Linked DNA regions of Homo sapiens: region 1 is linked to region 2. Evidence: read pairs that join two places in POLR2A ChIA-PET (ENCODE). Cell type or tissue: MCF 10A. All regions are shown on one strand. Links, peaks and the distances in the headings refer to the core of each region. The heading gives the core; the rest is flanking DNA.

Region 1 (8,515 bases), core at 327-8,326, 120 kb after region 2:
CTAAAAATACAAATATTAGCTGGGCGTGGTGGCGCGTGCTTGTAGTCCCAGCTACTCGGTAGGCTGAGGCAGGAGAATCGCTTGAACCTGGGAGGCGGAGGTTGCAGTGAGCCGAGATCACACCACTGCACTCTAGCCTGGCAACAGAGCGAGACTCCGTCTGAAAAAAAAAAAAAATAGTGCACGCCTGTACAACTGAAAAAATTTAACAGAATGATATATTTATAATTCATCAGGAATTACAGAATTTCAATGCTGATGGACTCTGGGAAATTGTAAATTTGTAGGATTAACCTAGGATTATGGAATTATATGAGCTTTTAATTAGGCAAGGTCTTTGGGAGCACAGTCTCCATACAAAACACAGCTGCCTTATATTTAAAACCTGGGTATTTTTTCAATATTTATTATACCCACTTATGTGCTATTTGCTGGGGATATGAAGACAAATATGATGAGATTCCTGTTTTTGAGGGTAGTACTATAATATCTTTTTTTTTTTTTTTTAATACGGAGTTTTGCTCTTGTTGCCCAGGCTGGAGTGCAATGGTGCGATCTTGGCTCACTGCAACCTTCACCTTCCAGGTTTAAGCGATTCTCCTGCCTCAGCCTCCCGAGTAGCTGGGACTATGGGCATGCACCACTGTGCCTGGCTAACTTTGTATTTTTAGTAGAGATGGGGTTTCTCCATGTTGGTCAGGCTGGTCTCGAACTCCCGACCTCAGGTGATCGCCTGCCTCAGCCTCCCAAAGTGCTGGGATTACAGGCAAGAGCCACTGTGCCCAGCTGTTTATCTTAATGAAATGTGGGCCCTATATGTATACCTATTCTCTTGCTTGCTAAAATAATCATGGATGTCTTGATTTTCACGGATTTCTGTTTCCATTGCCAGATTCACCATTGTTGATGATCATTCCTTTATAATAGATGACAAGTCATGGACTTCTGGGAGTTTGGGAGCTGGTTAAGTGAAATGATTTTCAAACTTTTTTCTTGCAGTTGAGTAAGAATTGAGCTACTCAGCTGAAGGGTGTGTGTGGGGGAGAGATGGGAGTGTGAAGAGTGCCTCCACCACCAGCTGTTTTAGGCCTCCAAGACAGCTCCTGGATACCTTAAAGAATACTGGGTCCCAAAGTTAAACACTCACCGATGTGGTCTGTTAAGTTCATTAAGAAATGGGAAACAGGACCCAGAGGTTGGAGCTTCTTTGTCGTCACATGATTAGTCAATGTCAGTATCCAAAACAAGCCCTGTGACTTCCAAATTCAGTGTCCTTGCCCTGTGTCTCCAGCCTCTGTAAAGCCTTGCCAGAAATTCTCCCCAGCCCCCTTCATGGTTGGTCACTCTTTCCCCCATGTTATAGCACATTTTTTTGCCAGCTGGATTGCTTAGTATGTTAGGCTTATTTCTTTTTTTGTTGTTTTTTTAATACTTTAAGTTCTGGCCTCCCCTAGCCCCCGGCACCCCCCCCAACAGGCCCCGGTGTGTGATGTTCCCCTCCCTGTTCTCATTGTTCAACTACCACTTATAAGTGAGAACATGCAGTATTTGGTTTTCTGTTCCTGTGTTAGTTTGCCGAGAATGATGGTTTCCAGCTTCATCCATGTCCCTGCAAAGGATATGAACTCATTCTTTTTTATGGCTGCTGTTAGGCTTATTTCTGCCCCACCTCATTCCTACCTCAAGTAGGAATTAAAGCAGTTTAAAGACCTTCAAATTCTTCATTTCATGAGATGAACGAGGGTCGTTTATTGCCTATGTTAATTGTCGTCTTTTCCAACTATGAGAATTTTTTTTTTTTTTTTTTTTTTTGAGACAGAGTTTCGCTCTTGTTGCCCGGACTAGAGTGCAGTGGCACAATCTTGGCTCACGGCAACCTCTGCCTCCCAGGTTCAAGCGATTCAGATTCAAGCCTCCTCACCTCCCAGATTCAAGCAATTCTCCTGCCTCAGCCTCCCAAGTAGCTGGGACCACAGGCCCAAGCCACCATGCCCAGCTAATTTTTTGTATTTTTTGTAGAGATGGGGTTTTGCCATGTTGCCCAGGCTGGTCTCCAACTCCCGAGCTCAACCGATCCACCTGCCTCAGCCTCCCAAAGTGCTGGAATTATAAGCCACCGTGCCCAGCTGGGAATTTTTATTTATTTATTTTTCTTTATTTTTTGAGACGGAATCTCCCTCTGTCACCCAGGCTGGAGTGCAGTGGCATGATCCTACCTCACTGCAACCTCTGCCTCCCAGGTTCAACCAATTCTCCTGCCTTAGCCTCCTGAGTAGCTGAGATTATAGGCGTGTGCCACCACACCTGGTTGAGTTCTGTATTTTTAGTAGAGACGGGGTTTCACCATGTTGGCCAGACTTGTCTCGAACTCCTGACCTTAGGTGATCCACCCACCTCAGCCTCCCAAAGTGGTGGGATTACAGGCGTGAGCCACTATGCCCGGCCAAATTTTTAAATTTCTAAGTCTTTCTTGTAATAATTTGCCTTACTCTTTTCCACCCACTCCTCCTTGCTTTTAGGAGGCCCTAGCTGATGACAAAATAAATGAAGAAATCCTTGGTTGAATAATAACTAAAAAACTTAAAGCCAATCATGCTGAGTTTGACAGCTTCTTTTCTCCCCAAATGGATATAATTGTGAAAATATTGTCATGTTTTCTTCTAGCAAAACGTCATATTATTTCACAAAAAGCCCAGCGATTTCACCTGAAGAAGCTTGGGAACTCCTGCCAAAAATTGTAGCACTTCTCACATTGCAATGGTAATGAATTGTTGCATGTCTGTCTTCCAAAAGAAAGTGAGTTCCTTCAAAACGGGAACCATGCCAGAAGGTGAAGTCTTGCAATTTCAAAATGTAACAGCACAGAACAATTACAATATAGTAAAAAGAATAAGATGAGAATACTTTACATCCTTATCGACATGAATCGTTATTTGCCCTGCATAAGTGGCTATTCATGGCATAACTTTTTGATGATGACACCCATTGGAAAACTGTTTGCTCAAACACAATAGTTCACTTTTCAGCCTTGCTTCTTCTGTTCTACAAAATGTGAAGGATTTTTAAATTTGTTATTACATTTATGTCATACTATTTTATATTCCCACCCCCTAGCATAGTACCTGGCACTAGTGTTTGTTAAATGAATAATGAATATTCTTTATGCCCATTGAATAGCTTTATTAGAGACAGGAATTAAAGAAGGAGCCTTTCTAATTTCCTAAGCTGTTTTTCAAGGGTAGAAAACAAAAGGAGGCACAGGAGAAAACTGTATAAACAATTTAAATATCTGTCCTCCTTCCTTCTCCCTTTCTCCTATTCTCCCTCTTTCTGAATACTCTGATCCTATAATCTCTGCCGATGAACTCATATAACCCCTTCAAGAGATTTGGTTCAAGACCTTATAAATGACTATGGGGCCAAAATCGAGTAACCGGGTCTGGATTTAACTTCCTGTGTAGAAATGGTGAAAATCAGACACAATATATGAAATAATGGTATTTTAGATATTAGATATCAGGCAGCACAGGACAGTGACTCCTGAGAGGACAAAACAAATGAGATGAGCCCTGTAACCAACCCAGCTTACTGTCAAGAGTGTTTCCTTACCATAGCTCAGGGGAGGAGGAATCCACAGGAAGGCTGATAATCTTCCTGAGTTGAGCTGATGTCTCTGAGAGGTTAAAATGGCCTAAGTTTGGCCGGGCACGGTGGCTCACGCCTGTAATCCCAGCACTTTGGGAGGCCAAGGCGGGCAGATCACGAGGTCGAGAGATCGAGACCATCCTAGCCAACATGGTGAAACCCCGTCCCTACTAAAAATACAAAAATTAGCTGGGCGTGGTGGCGCACGCCTGTAATCCCAGCTACTCGGGAGGCTGAGGCAGGAGAATCACTTGAACCTGGGAGGCGGAGGTTGCAGTGAGCTGAGATTGCGCCACTGCACTCCAGCCTGCTGACAGAGCGAGACTCCATCTCAAAGAAAAAAAAAAAAAAAAGCCTACGTTCCCAGGGTACCCAGAGTACCAGAGAGAGAGAGCACTGCACTCCACTCTACTATCTGGAGATCTACAGAGTCTTTCTCAAGTTTTCAGCTGATAACTGATGTGTTTAAGAAAACTTCCTAAGTTCTGGGAAGAAACACTACTTGGAGCTCACATAGGGCAGAGAATAGTTTGTGTTCCCATCTGCAAGAGTGCAAAAACCCTTGTAATTCATGGGATATCAGATGAAGTACTCAGAAGGGTATTTATTGCCTCACTATAGGGCAAAATGAATCCTAAAGATTGACAAAGCTTAAAAGCAATCCTTAAAAGGATCAGACATTTTGTAAAGAAACTTTGTAAAGTAACTTAACTGTGTCCTAGACAAAGCTCAAAAATATCCAACACCTGATAATGTAAAATTAACAATGTCTGACATCCAATAAAAAAATGACCAGGCACGCAAATTTGGGACCAACCACAACAACAAAATCAATCAATAGAAAGAGATGCAGAAATTATACAAATGATAGAATTAATCATTTTTTTTGTTGGCCAGATGAGGTGGCTTATGCCTGTAATCCTAACACTTTGTGTGGCGGAGGTGGCGGATTGCTTGAGGCCAGGAGTATGAGACCAGCCTGGGCAACATGGTGAAACCCTGTATCTACAAAAAATACAAAAATTAGCTAGCCATGGAGCTCATGCCTGTAATCCCATTACTTTGGGAGGCTGAGGCAGGAGGATCACTTGAGACCAGGGGTTCAAGACCACCCTGGGCAACACAGTGAGACCCTGCCTCTTCAAAAAAAATTTGTTTAAGTTGTTACTATCTTATATAAGTTCAAGAAAATAGTGGAAAGATTAAACAAATAATGGCATGGAATCTCATCTTGGGCCAAGACAACAAAGCAAAAAAAAATTTTAAATAATAATGACATGGAGTATTTTAAAAAGACCCAAATTGAACTTCTGGAGATGAAAACTACAGTGTTTTAAAATAAAAGCGCACTGGATGGGATTAACAGAAGATTAGAGACTGCAGAAGAAAAGATTTATGAATCTGAAGATATATGAATAGAAGCTATCCTAAATGAAAGCCGGAGAGATTAAAATACTAAAAAAGGCCAGGCATGGTGGCTCACACCTGTAATCCCAGCACTTTAGGAGGCCAAGGCAAGAGGATCGCTTGAGCCCAGGAGTTCAGGACCAGCCTCCTGGACAACATAGTAAAACCCTGTCTCTACAGAAAATACAGAAATTAGCTGGGCATGATGGCAAGTGCCTGTGGTCCCAGCTACTCAAGAGGCTGAGGTGGGAGGATCACCTGAGCCCAGGAGGTCGAGGCTGCAATCCGCTGTGATCCTGCCACTGCACTGCTGCTTGGGCAGCAGAGCAAAACCCTGTCTCAAGAAAATTAGTAAATTAAATTAAAAAAATAAAAGACTGAAAGAAAATACAGCATCATTGAGCTGTGGGACACTTCAAATAGTCTAATGATGTAATTGTAGTCCCCAAAGAAGAGGGAGGGGCATAAAATATTTGAAAAAATTAATGACTGAAATTTTTCTAAATTGGAGGGAAACTATAAACCTGCAGATTCTAGAAGCTTAGTGAACCCTAACCACTGGAAGCATGAAGAGAACTACACCAAGGCTTTTCATAATCAGATTGCTTAAAACCAGTGGTAAAGAGAAAAATATTTAAAGTGTCCAGAGGAAAAAATGACACATTATGAAAAAAAGAAAGGTAAGAATGATGGCAGACTTTTCTTTGGAAATAATGCAAATGAGAAATAGTACATCAGTATCTTTAAAGAACTGAAAGGAAAAAAACTCATCAATCTTGAACAATATGCCCAGTGAAAATATATTTCAAAAACGAAGGCAAGATAAACACTTTTTGTGGGGGTGGGGATAGAATCTCTGTCTGTCTCCCAGGCTGGAATGCAGTCACACAATCACGGCTCACTGCAGCCTCAACCTCCCCAGGCTCAGGTGGTCCTCCCACCTCAGCCTCCTGAGCAGCTGGGATTACAGGTGCGCACCACCATGCCCAGCTAATTTTTTTATTTTTTGTAGAGGTGGGGTTTTTCCATGTTGCGCAGGAGGGTCTCAAACTCCTGGATTCAAGCAATCCACCCACTTCAGCCTCCCAAAGTGCTAGGATTACAGGCGTGAGCCACCGTGCCCATCTCACACTCTTTAAAGATATATCAAAACTGAAAGAATTAATCAGCAAAGACCTGCACTACAAAAAATATTAAAGGATTCCTTTCAGGAGAAGGAAAATGATACCAGATGGAAATCTGGATTTACTTAAGAGAATGAAGAACACTAGAAGTAGTAAATATGTCAGTAAAAATAAAGTGACTGCAGTTCATTTTACCTTCAATAGGTCCGGGGGTAAAAATGTGATTTTGAAGACTGCAACTATTCCGTAGTTCATGTCTGCTTAAAGTCTCTCAATAATTTGCTAACCTCAGCACCTTTTAGAGGTAAATTTGTTTGTAAATTATTAGGAAGTTATGACTCATGTTATAGCAACTTACTACAAGTAAAGCAAATGTCAGTAGTTTTTGGTAAGGTATCTCGTATTGGCTCTTGGTGGGTTTTTTTTTTTTTTTTTGAGACACGGTCTCACTTTGTCACCCAGGCTGGAGTGCAGTGGCGTGATCTCAGCTGACTGTAGTCTCAACCCCCTGAGTTCAAGCCATCTTCACTAGGCTATATACATACACATATGTATATGTATATATATAAATTATATATATACACAACACACATGTATACATACATATATATACACATACATGTATGTATATGTATATATACGTATACATACATATACATGCATGTGTGTGTGTGTGTGTGTGTATATATATATATATATATATTTTTTTTTTTTTTTTTTTTTAGATGAAGTCTTGGTCTGTTACCCAGGTTGGAGTTCAGTGGCACGATCTTGGCTCACTGCAGCCTCTGCCTCCCAGGTTCAAGCGATTCTCCTTCCTGCCTTAGCCTCCCAAGTAGCTGGGATTACAGGCATGCGCCACCATGGTCGGCTAATTCTTGTATTTTTAGTAGAACAGGGTTTCACCATGTTGGCCAGGCTGGTCTCGAACTCCTGACCTCAGGTGATCCGCCTGCCTCAGCCACTAGGCTATTATTTTTGAAAGAAGCAAAAGAACAGATAAGCAGATAAAGGAGGAAACAAAAACATTTGTAATAGTGGCCACATACCAAATTTCAGTTTGCGCAGTCTTTGAAATCCTGTTCTATTACTTTTTTTTTTCTTTTTTTTTGAGACAGGGTCTCACTCTATCACCCAGGCTGGAGTGCAGTGGTGCAATCTCAGCTCATTGCAACTTCCACCTCCTGGTTCAAGAGATTCTCATGCCTCAGCCCCCATAGTAGCTGGGATTACAGGCACGCACCACCACGCCTGGCTCATTTTTTTTGTATTTTTAGCAGAGACAGAGTTTCACCATGTTGGCCAGGCTGTTTTATGACTCCTAAGGGTGAAGTTTGGTTTTCTTCCATTGCTACTGGTCAGAATATCTTTTTTTTTTTTTTTTTTTTTTGAGATGGAGTCTCGCTCTGTTGCCCAGGCTAGAGTGCAGTGGGGCAATCTTGGCTCACTGCAACCCCCATCTCCTGGGATCAGGCAATTCTCCTGCCTAAGCCTCCCGAGTAGATAGGATTACAGGCATCCACCACCACATACAGCTAAATTTTTTGTATTTTCAGTAAAGACAGGGTTTCACCATGTTGGCCAGGTTGGTCTCAAACTCCTGACCTCAGGTGATCCGCCCATCTCGGCCTCCCAAATTGTTGGGATTACAGGCGTGAGCCACCGTGCCCAGCCCAGAATATCTTAAATAGGCAAAACTGATTTGCTGAACTGGGTTTCCTGAAATATCTGTTCTTGCAACCAATTATGTTTCTTCATGAGAGCTTAGATTTTCTCCCTCTGTGTGGAAAAAAAATTAATACACTGTTATATCTCTGCCTTGGAGGTCTTTGAAGTTTTGCTGTGAACTTAATTAAATTCAGACTGTTTTTAAGATACAGTATTTCTTGGCCGGGCGTGGTGGCTCCTGACTGTAATCCCAGCACTTTGGGAGCCTGAGGTGGGCGGATCACCTGAGGTCAGGAGTTCGAGACTAGCCTGACCAACGTGGAGAAACCCTGTCTCTACTAAAAATACGAAATTAGCCAGGCATGGTGGTGTGGCCCTGTAATCCTATCTCGGGAGGCTGAGGCAGGACAGTCACTTGAACCCGGTAAGCGGAGGTTGTGGTAAGCCAAGATTGCGCCATTGCTCTCTAGCCTGGGCAACAAGAGAGAAACTCTGTCTCAAAAAAAAAAAAAAAAAAAAAAAAAGATACAGTATTTCTTTTAAGACAGCTGATGTGGCTTATTCTCCAGGCCAGTAGGCTGCTTTAAAATATTCTAAGGGCTGGGCATGGTAATTGTAATCCCAGCACTTTAGGAGACCAAGGTGGAGGATCACTTAAGTGCAGCAGTTCG
Region 2 (8,515 bases), core at 432-8,431:
TTATTTTTTTTTCTCCAGTTACTGATTCTTTTGAGTGTTTCCAGTACATGGTCTTTGTATATATGTGCAAGATGTTTCCTATTCCAGATTCTAGGAATAAACTTGCATAGACTGTAGGATATACACTTCTTTGGCTTTACTTGATATTGCAGAATTCTTTTCTGGGCTGGTTTTTTCATCACTAGCTCTTTAGCCACTCTTTAGATCAATGACTTGTGGGTTTTTTATCCCTTGGAGGTGCCCGAAATCAGGTGGTGATAAGAGCAGAGCCCCAACTCTGTGCCTTGTGTGCGGATCTCTGCTGTGCTCCCAGAGTTACTGCTGCCAGACTGAACTGGAAGGGGAGGATGTAGGAGCCTGCACAGCTCACACCTACTCCTGTGGCTCTGGAGTGGGCATCTTCCTGAGGTAAGGACCTGCAGGGGCTTTTTAGCTTTGGATCTGCCTCAGTATCTGACTGTTAGGGTGTCACAGGAAACTACTATATTGCCAGGAATTTTGAGACTACTGTTCCGTGTGATTCATTCCAGAAACGTGGAGCTCCTTGTCGCCTCACATCTCACATCTGGTCCATGCCAACTCTGTGTTGGTTCTTTTATTGTTACCATTCCCACTCCTCTTCCCTCAACCATAGGTGACAGTTCTGTTCTACTTTCTCCATGTCTCCCACTAATGTGAAACTTCTCTGATTTTCTGAACAAATCCAGTCAGAATTACTCTTTCTGTTATGTCCTCATGGCTTTTGGATTTTACCTCCACTTATACATATTATCACAACTCTACATGCCAGCTTGTGATTAGTGACTACTATGTACCAGGCATTGAGGATGCAGTAGTCCACAGTGCAAAGATCTCTGCCCTTATGGATGGAGCTTGTTTTGTATGAGAGAGAGGACAAGCAAGACTGACAAGAATTTAGATAGTGATATAGGCTAAGGAGAAAAAATAAAGCAGGGAAGGGGAATATGAAATGGCAGCTATGGAGCTAAATTTGAGATTTAATTTTAGTAGATCAGGGAAGGCTTCCTAAGAACATGACTTCTGAGTAAAGACCTAAAGAAGTGGGAGAACATTCTACTCAGAACATTCTGCACAGTTCCTGGGGTAGAAATGTGCCTGTCTGCTCAAGGCAAGGAGGCGCGTGTCACTGGAGTGTTGTGCACAGGTGAGAGAATCCAGGGGCCTGCTGTGTGCTGGTGACATCTCTGGGCAAGGTGTAAGCCATTTCAGGGTTTGAAGCAGAGGCATGACATGAGTGTGGGCTCCTCTGGAGCATAGGTTGTATCCATAGCTTAGTCATCCCCCCAGTACCTTGATAATTTCTTATACGTATTAGGTCCTCAATAAATGTCTGTTTAATTGTGCTGTACTATTAATGCCAGAAAAAGGCAAATGTCTCAAAGGGATCAGGGGACACAAATTTGACTCGATTCAACCTATTTCCTAGTTTGTGCACAATTTTTTAATGGATAACTTCCTCCTAATAGTGGTTTAAATATCAGTACTATAAGACTTCATTCTATTTGGAACTGAATACAAATGTTGGTTACTAATGTGTAAATGTGTAACGTATGACTGATCTCTCTACAGAGTACGGGAATGTCAGGTGCTATTTTTAGCTGGCAAAACCAAAGGCTGTTTTTATTCTCCTCCTTACCTTGATGACTATGGGGAGACCGACCAGGGACTCAGGTAAGAACCCATCCTGAGTTAGCTAACTCAGGGCCTGCAGCGCCCTTCCGTATGTGGTGACGTCCTGAGGGTGGAGGGCTGAGGTGGTTCTGGAAGAGGTGGCTGTGTTATCTGTGGAGTCTTCCAAGGAGGGTGCCCTGTCAGCCTGGTTTGGTGTTCTTTTCCCAGCCTTCAGAATGCCATGAGGAACATCAGGATAGGTAAGGGAAGAGAATAGGACAGAGTGCAACTTTATTCCATTTATCACTCCAAAGAACTGTTTGAATTGCCATATAGCATCCCAGCTCAGAGCACTCCAGGGATGGCCCACTCTGACTTGTATGGCCTTGTATAGAGGAAGCCCAGTGTTTGAGAAAATCTTAATTGCTAACAAATGTGCTTATTACATTAAAATCTGGGGGACAAAGATTTAAAACATAAAGAACAATATAACAATATTTGAGGCTAAGTTACTTCTACTCTGGTAGCTTTAGTATATTGTAAGCTAACAATTCCCCCAAGCACTATTAAAGAACTTCTTTCAGACCATCTCTTTTGTCTAAAGGAGGTATAAGTTTTAACCGCCATAGATATGCCTGTCCAGCCTTAAGTAGCAGATGTTAAAGGCCTAGAAACCCAAGCAAGGTAAGTAGATGAGCTGCCCCAGGCGCTGGACTGCGAGGCTATGCCCATATGCCACCCAGTGCTGGTGCTTCCCACTGTTCTCAGCGTGGGCTGTTAGGAGGAGGAGAGTCTGATTAGTGAGTGAGAGGATGGCTGTGCTCAGAAACAGGAGCAGAGGTGCCTGGCTCAGGGCACTGGTCCCAGGCAGGAACCCACCAAAGCTTGCACTTGTGTTTAAATTAGACCTGGAAGTTACTCACATTTGATTGCTTCACTGAGACTGTGGCTGAAAGATTGCATCTGAGGAATGTTTTTCTTTTCTTTTCTTTTCTTTTTTCTTTGCACTCTTAGTAAAATCTGTGAGGAATATTTTTACTCCTATAATTCTTCTTTTGTGTTCTCCTCTGCCCTCTTCCCTTTTTACACGTTACCAACAAAATGGGCAATGAATTGGTAGTTTTAGCCTCTCAACCCAGACCCTCCTTATCCCCCGCAACCTCTATTCCCTCACCTCACTCTGGGTAAGTCTGGTTTGTGTACCTTTCCTTCCTCATTTCAGCACTTATTCCCTTTTACCTGCTCTTGGCAAAGGGTCAGAGCTGATGTTTTTGTTAATAGCCACAGTCACCTGCCAGACAGAAATGTTGCAGGGAGTCTAAAACCAATAACTTGTAACCTTGCCTAAATCAGGAAGGGTTGGGTTATAATAGAGGAATAAACAGAACACATTCTGAGTGACATGTGTCTTCTCTTTCTAGACGGGGAAATCCTTTACATTTATGCAAAGAGCGATTCAAGAAGATTCAGAAGCTCTGGCACCAACACAGTGTCACAGAGGAAATTGGACATGCACAGGAAGCCAATCAGACACTGGTTGGCATTGACTGGCAACATTTATAATTATTGCACCACCAAAAAACACAAACTTGGATTTTTTTAACCCAGTTGGCTTTTTAAGAAAGAAAGAAGTTCTGCTGAATTTGGAAATAAATTCTTTATTTAAACTTTCCTTCCCAGTTTTATAGTTTCTGGTTCTGAGGACTGATGAAAATCATCTTCCATCAGCAGATTTTCTTGCACTGTTTGCTGTGCCCCTCAAATATAATGTCTTGGGTTTTAAGATCGAGCAAGGAGCTTCTCTTCCTAGATTGGATCCCAGCCCCTTTGTGGGGGTCTGACTGCATAGTCCCAGCCATTATGTGATATTTCACGTTATTGATGATAGTGAACCGTGGGTCCGAAGCTGACTCAACGGAGGCAGGGAACAAAGTCTCTGTGGTCTGTTGGGTCATACTTCCTGGTTCCACTGAGTGGCCCAACACTGGGACTGGGTTGGTGTCCCCTCTGCTGACAGGACCCTACTCCTAGGAGCAAAGTGGTTGATTTTGAAGGCAGTGTTCCCTTCTCTCCATTGACTATGAGAGAGTTGGGGGACACACATGCAGAAGAAGCCCGTGGGGAGAAGGTGGATTCCTGGTGTGCTGGCTGGTTTTTCAGGGCTGTTAGAGGTTTTTTTTTTTTCTTTTTTTTTTTATGGCAAGACTTTTGGCTTTGAGAAAACTCACTTAGAGGGCTTTCCAAAAACTTAGGATGGTCTAAAAAATTAGGATATTCTTTTAGAATTAGGAAGAAAAATTAGGATATTCTAAAAGAATATGGATTAAAAATTTAGGATATTCTTTTAGATATCCTAATATCTAGATGAGAGGCCTTCCTTCATAAGATCTGGTTGTTTGGGCTGTGGTTGGCATAAGTGATATTTATTTTGGCCTCTGTCACATCCAGTTTCTTGAGCTTTTAAGGTAAGCTTCTTTTGGCTTTTTTTCAGATGTTCACCAAGCTTAAGTTTAAAATAATAGGTATTCTAAAAGAGTATCCTAATTTTCTTATCTGTATTCTTTTAGAATACCCTAATGTTTCAGACAGTGATATTCTCTTGTTATTTCTAAGGCTAAATTGGCAGAGTATATCATCTAAAGCCAAACACTGAAGAAGGTGAGAACCCACTCCCACCCAGCCAGCATTTCCTGGAACAGACAAGCTGCTGCTTCCTTGCTGGCTCACTTAGTGCATTCCTGGGATGGTCTGGCACCCAGGCTTTTTATTCTTTTTGATCATTGTTCTTACTGAGGTGCCTTCCTAGAACAAGAGCCACTTACAAAATAGCTTATAATTATTATGTACCACACAACTACTATTGTTTGATGTATGACTGCTGAGAGCTTGAATACATGCAGAGAGTGACTGAAGACTTAGTAGAGGAATAAATTCTGAGCCTGTCTAAGGTGGGGCTAAGGAACAGATGAGTAATAAGAGGCTCTTGGATTTTTTTAACCAATGCAACTGACCCTTTCAATCAGTTTTCTTTGAATTACATCTACAAGTTTTGTTCCACTCAGCTACCAGTCAACTAGGCATGCTCCACAGTATCACAGGAAGAAGGTCAGAAATCTGGAACTGAAGCTAAAAGAAGTGAGGATGTAGAAGCCACATTCCTCTCCAAGGTAGTGTGTGAAAGAACCGCCCCCTCTTGACAGGAGGATGACCGTCGCCATTCTTGCGTGGGACTGACTCACCCAGCTGAGAGGAGGACCAATAGAAAGAAAATTCACATTTGAGTCCACCTCTCTCCCCCTTTTTCTGGCCTTCATTCATAAGATCTGGTTGTTTGGGCTGTAGGTGGCATAATTCATGTTTATTTTGGCCTCTGTCACATCCAGTTTCTTTAGCTTTTAAGGTAAGCTTCTTTTGGCTTTTTTTCATATGTTCACCAAGCTAAAATTTAAAATAATAAGACCAGGTTTCTCTCTGTACAAGTGGATTATAAACATTTTCACCAAATCATAACAATACTCCAGCTTTCCGGTCCGACTTCCTAGGAGCCTGGAGTTAGCAAAGGTTGTCTCTGGATTTCATTCTCTGAGAATATCACAGAGCCTGGGAGAAGATGAATTTACATGAAATTGCAACATACACACCTTTTTATTTTCTGGTGTTAAGCTAGTTGTCTTTCCTACCTTACAAATCATGTTAGTTTTATGATTTGTTCCGCATGTTTTATGTTTATTGTAGAAATGTTTATATAACATACGCTTTCCATATCAGGGAAAATCATATCTGTTTAATAAATTGGCTATAACTTTAATATCTGTGGACAACTTGTAAAATTTGGAATGTATCATATGTAAAAAGTTTAAAGATATCCAAATAAATGCTTTAGGTGTTGGCATTACTTTTGGTTAGCATATATCTTTCTGTTTCATTTTACACATTTACCTGCCACAGCAAGGTGCCCGTGTCACCTTGCTACAAATATAGTGGGATATCTGTATTAGCTTTAAATTTAAGAGGGTTATATTATTATGGCCACTAGCCAAACTATCTTGACCTTCTCAGAGAAAGTGTGATCATCATTTCAGCTGATTAAGTTTCATATTCATTAGCCATGACAGCGTGTGACCTTTGTGGACCATTTTGGAACTCAAATCACTGGGAAACAGGGCACTCCAAGACCTGTGTCTGGGTTTAAACTCTTGTTCATCCTTACCTGGTGATCTCAAGGTCCTTGTCCTTACACACTCCCCTAGTGTGCTGGCTGGTTTTTCAGGGCTGTTGGAGGTTTTTTTTTTCTTTTTTTTATGACCACTTCCTGCTTTTGAGAGAGAGACATAGAAAGGCAGCTACACTGTCTTCCTAGGGGAGTCATTGCCCATGAGAATTCTGTTTTTTTTGAAATCCTCTTGAGAGCATCAAACTAAAACAGCAAGGTTTCCATTGCACTCACCCTGCCTCCTGGTCAGTAACACTGCTCCCAGCCTACTGCCTTCACCACTCTTGTCTTTAGTTCCAGGAACTCATGAAGCCCCTTCTGACATGCTCCTCCCTGTCTTCCTACTCTTGATTTTGGTGTGGTGGTGGTTTGGTTTGGTTTTTTTAAAGAGACAGGGTCTTGCTTTGTCCCACAGGCTGGAGTGCAGTGGCACAGCCTTGGTTCACTGCAGCCTCAACCTTCTGGGCTCGAGCAATCCTCCCACCTCAGCCTCCCAGTAGCTGGTACTATAGAGGCACATGCCACCACACCTGGCTAATTTTTGTATTTTTTTTGTAGATACAGCCGCGCTATGTTGCCCAGGCTGGTCTTGAACCCTTGGGCTCAAATGATTCTCCCGCCTCAGCCTCCCAAATGCTAGGATTATAGGTGTGAACCACTGTGCCTGGCCTGTTCCTACTCTTGTTTTTTAAGTCACATTTATTGAGGTATATTTTACAAACAGATTAACTCTTTTTAGTGTACAGTTTTATACATTTTAACAAATGCATACAGTTAAACAACCACAATCGAGAAATAGAACAATTCCATCTTCCCCAAAAGTCCCCTTTGTAGTCAGCTTCTTGCCTCATCCTGGCTTTCAGCTACCAGTGTTTTTCTCTCCCTTTGTTTTGTCTCTTCCCGAATGTTATATAAATGGAATTGTATCATATGTAGCATTTTGAGTCTGGCTTCTCACTAAAGAAGAATGCATTCGGGTCCTCCCTGTTCCTTTGGATTGCTGAGTAGCATTCCGTTGTACAGACTTCTGGGCAGTTGCCAGATGAAGGGCATTTGGGTGAGTTTGGGTGATTGTTTTGGTGATTACTGCTACAAACATTCATGGATGGGTTTTTGTACAAACCTGAATTTTCACTTCCCTCAGGTAAATAGCTAGAAGTTGTCCCTTACATCTTAATCCTCCATTTGATGCCATCCTGAGAGCTCAGCATTCTCTAATCTGTAACTTTGCTGTTTACAGTCCTCTGTGATGGACAGGATAAAATGCTGTCAGGAGTTAAGAACTGACATGTTTTTCCCCTTCCAGCCAATCTATCCATTGTGACCTGGGAAGGCACTTGTCTCTTCCCTGGACTTTCATAGTATTGGACAGACACTTTTCTCTTCCTAACACAGTGGTGCTGCCTGCCTGCGCTGTCATTGAGAGCCATCTTTTTAGCCAGTCGTGGATGAAAAGCCCTGTCTTGGTCCACGATTTTCCCTGGCTAAGCTGCAAACATGCTGGCCTAGTGTAACAGGTGCCCGGACGAGGAGGGGCAGGGGAGCGTGCAGAGCGGGCACCTAATCTTATTAACCCATATTAAGGTTACTAGGGGTTTATTTACTGGCAGCTCAGTCCCAGGCTTGAAGCATGTTGTAAAGAAGCTGTGGGTTCTGGAACTGAGGCCAAAAATTCTAGGACACAGCTTCCCAAATATTCAGGATAGTCATCACCTGTTTCTTCACCGTGGAGTGAGCATTTTAAAAATGAAAGTCCTAAGGCCCTGTCTACCCCCACCCCATCCCGGGGCTATGCTGGCAGAACTTTAAAAGCTAGCTGGGCCAGGTGGCTCACTCCTATAATCCCAGCACTTTGGGAGGCCAAGGCGGGCAGATCACCTAAGGACAGGAGTTCGAGACCAGCCTGGCCAACATGGTGAAATCTCATCTCTAATAAAAATACAAAAATTAGCCGGGCGTGGTGGCAAACGCCTGTAATCCCAGCTAGTAGGGAGGCTGAGGCAGGAGAATCACTTGAACCCAGGAGGCGGAGGTTGCAGTGAGCTGAGATCATGCCATTGCACTCCAGCCTGGGCAACAAGAGCAAAACTCCATATTTGAAAAAAAAAAAAAAAAAGTAGGCTGGGTCCCTCAGGAGAAAAGGATTTACACCAGCCCAAGGAAAGACTGAAGTTACACACAAGCAAAAACCTGATAGCAGAGACTTCCTGGGCACTGGTAGGTGACCAAAAGGGATGGTCCAGGTTTCTCTCGCAACTACCGGCTACCTGAGAAGACCTGTTAAAATGCAGTTAACCCTAAGCCTGCTCCGAACCAATGAGTGAGATTTATTGTAGAGTCAATGCACTCTTGGTCCTCTCAACAACCTTCAGATTCTCAGGTTGTTCACATTTGCTCCTATAACCTGGCCCCATAGAGACTCATATTTCCCTGTTTGAGGAAATAACGTTTTGGCCAGAGGAGAAGAAAAAATGGCTTGGAGTTTTGCCTAAATTTCTACATTAAAATTCCATGTATTCAGCTCTGGTTCAAACTCCAGCAAATGCTGAGATTATTTGGATATAATAATAGTCACTGTTGTAATAGTCACCGTTCTTACAGGTAAGAGATGGCAAGATGGAGAGATGTGATACCCAAGCCATGTTTATAACAACGATTGTTACCAATGCT

The links. ChIA-PET counts read pairs that join two places held together with the same protein. Peaks named below come from ENCODE experiments on the same cell type or tissue, not always from the same donor. Only the 100,000 strongest peaks of a DNase experiment are listed, where the experiment ranks them.
Region 1: POLR2A ChIA-PET joins it to region 2 with 5 read pairs; 5 of 35 experiments call an interaction of 5 or more read pairs at or near these places.

The regions. Positions count from the first base shown.
Region 1 is chr6:42,807,642-42,816,156 of GRCh38, forward strand. It overlaps BICRAL (BICRA like chromatin remodeling complex associated protein), which reads left to right. Exons shown (of 13, transcript NM_001393499.1): 2 at 2,665-2,760. Among named protein-coding and RNA genes, the nearest start is that of BICRAL, 30 kb to the left of the region's middle. In MCF 10A, for the core only: no CTCF peak of the experiment used is centred there; no DNase peak of the experiment used is centred there.
Region 2 is chr6:42,687,979-42,696,493 of GRCh38, forward strand. It overlaps UBR2 (ubiquitin protein ligase E3 component n-recognin 2), which reads left to right. Exons shown (of 47, transcript NM_001363705.2): 45 at 238-408; 46 at 1,591-1,692; 47 at 3,054-5,527. The coding sequence ends at 3,195. Among named protein-coding and RNA genes, the nearest start is that of PRPH2, 30 kb to the right of the region's middle. In MCF 10A, for the core only: no CTCF peak of the experiment used is centred there; a DNase peak (open chromatin) is centred at 4,853.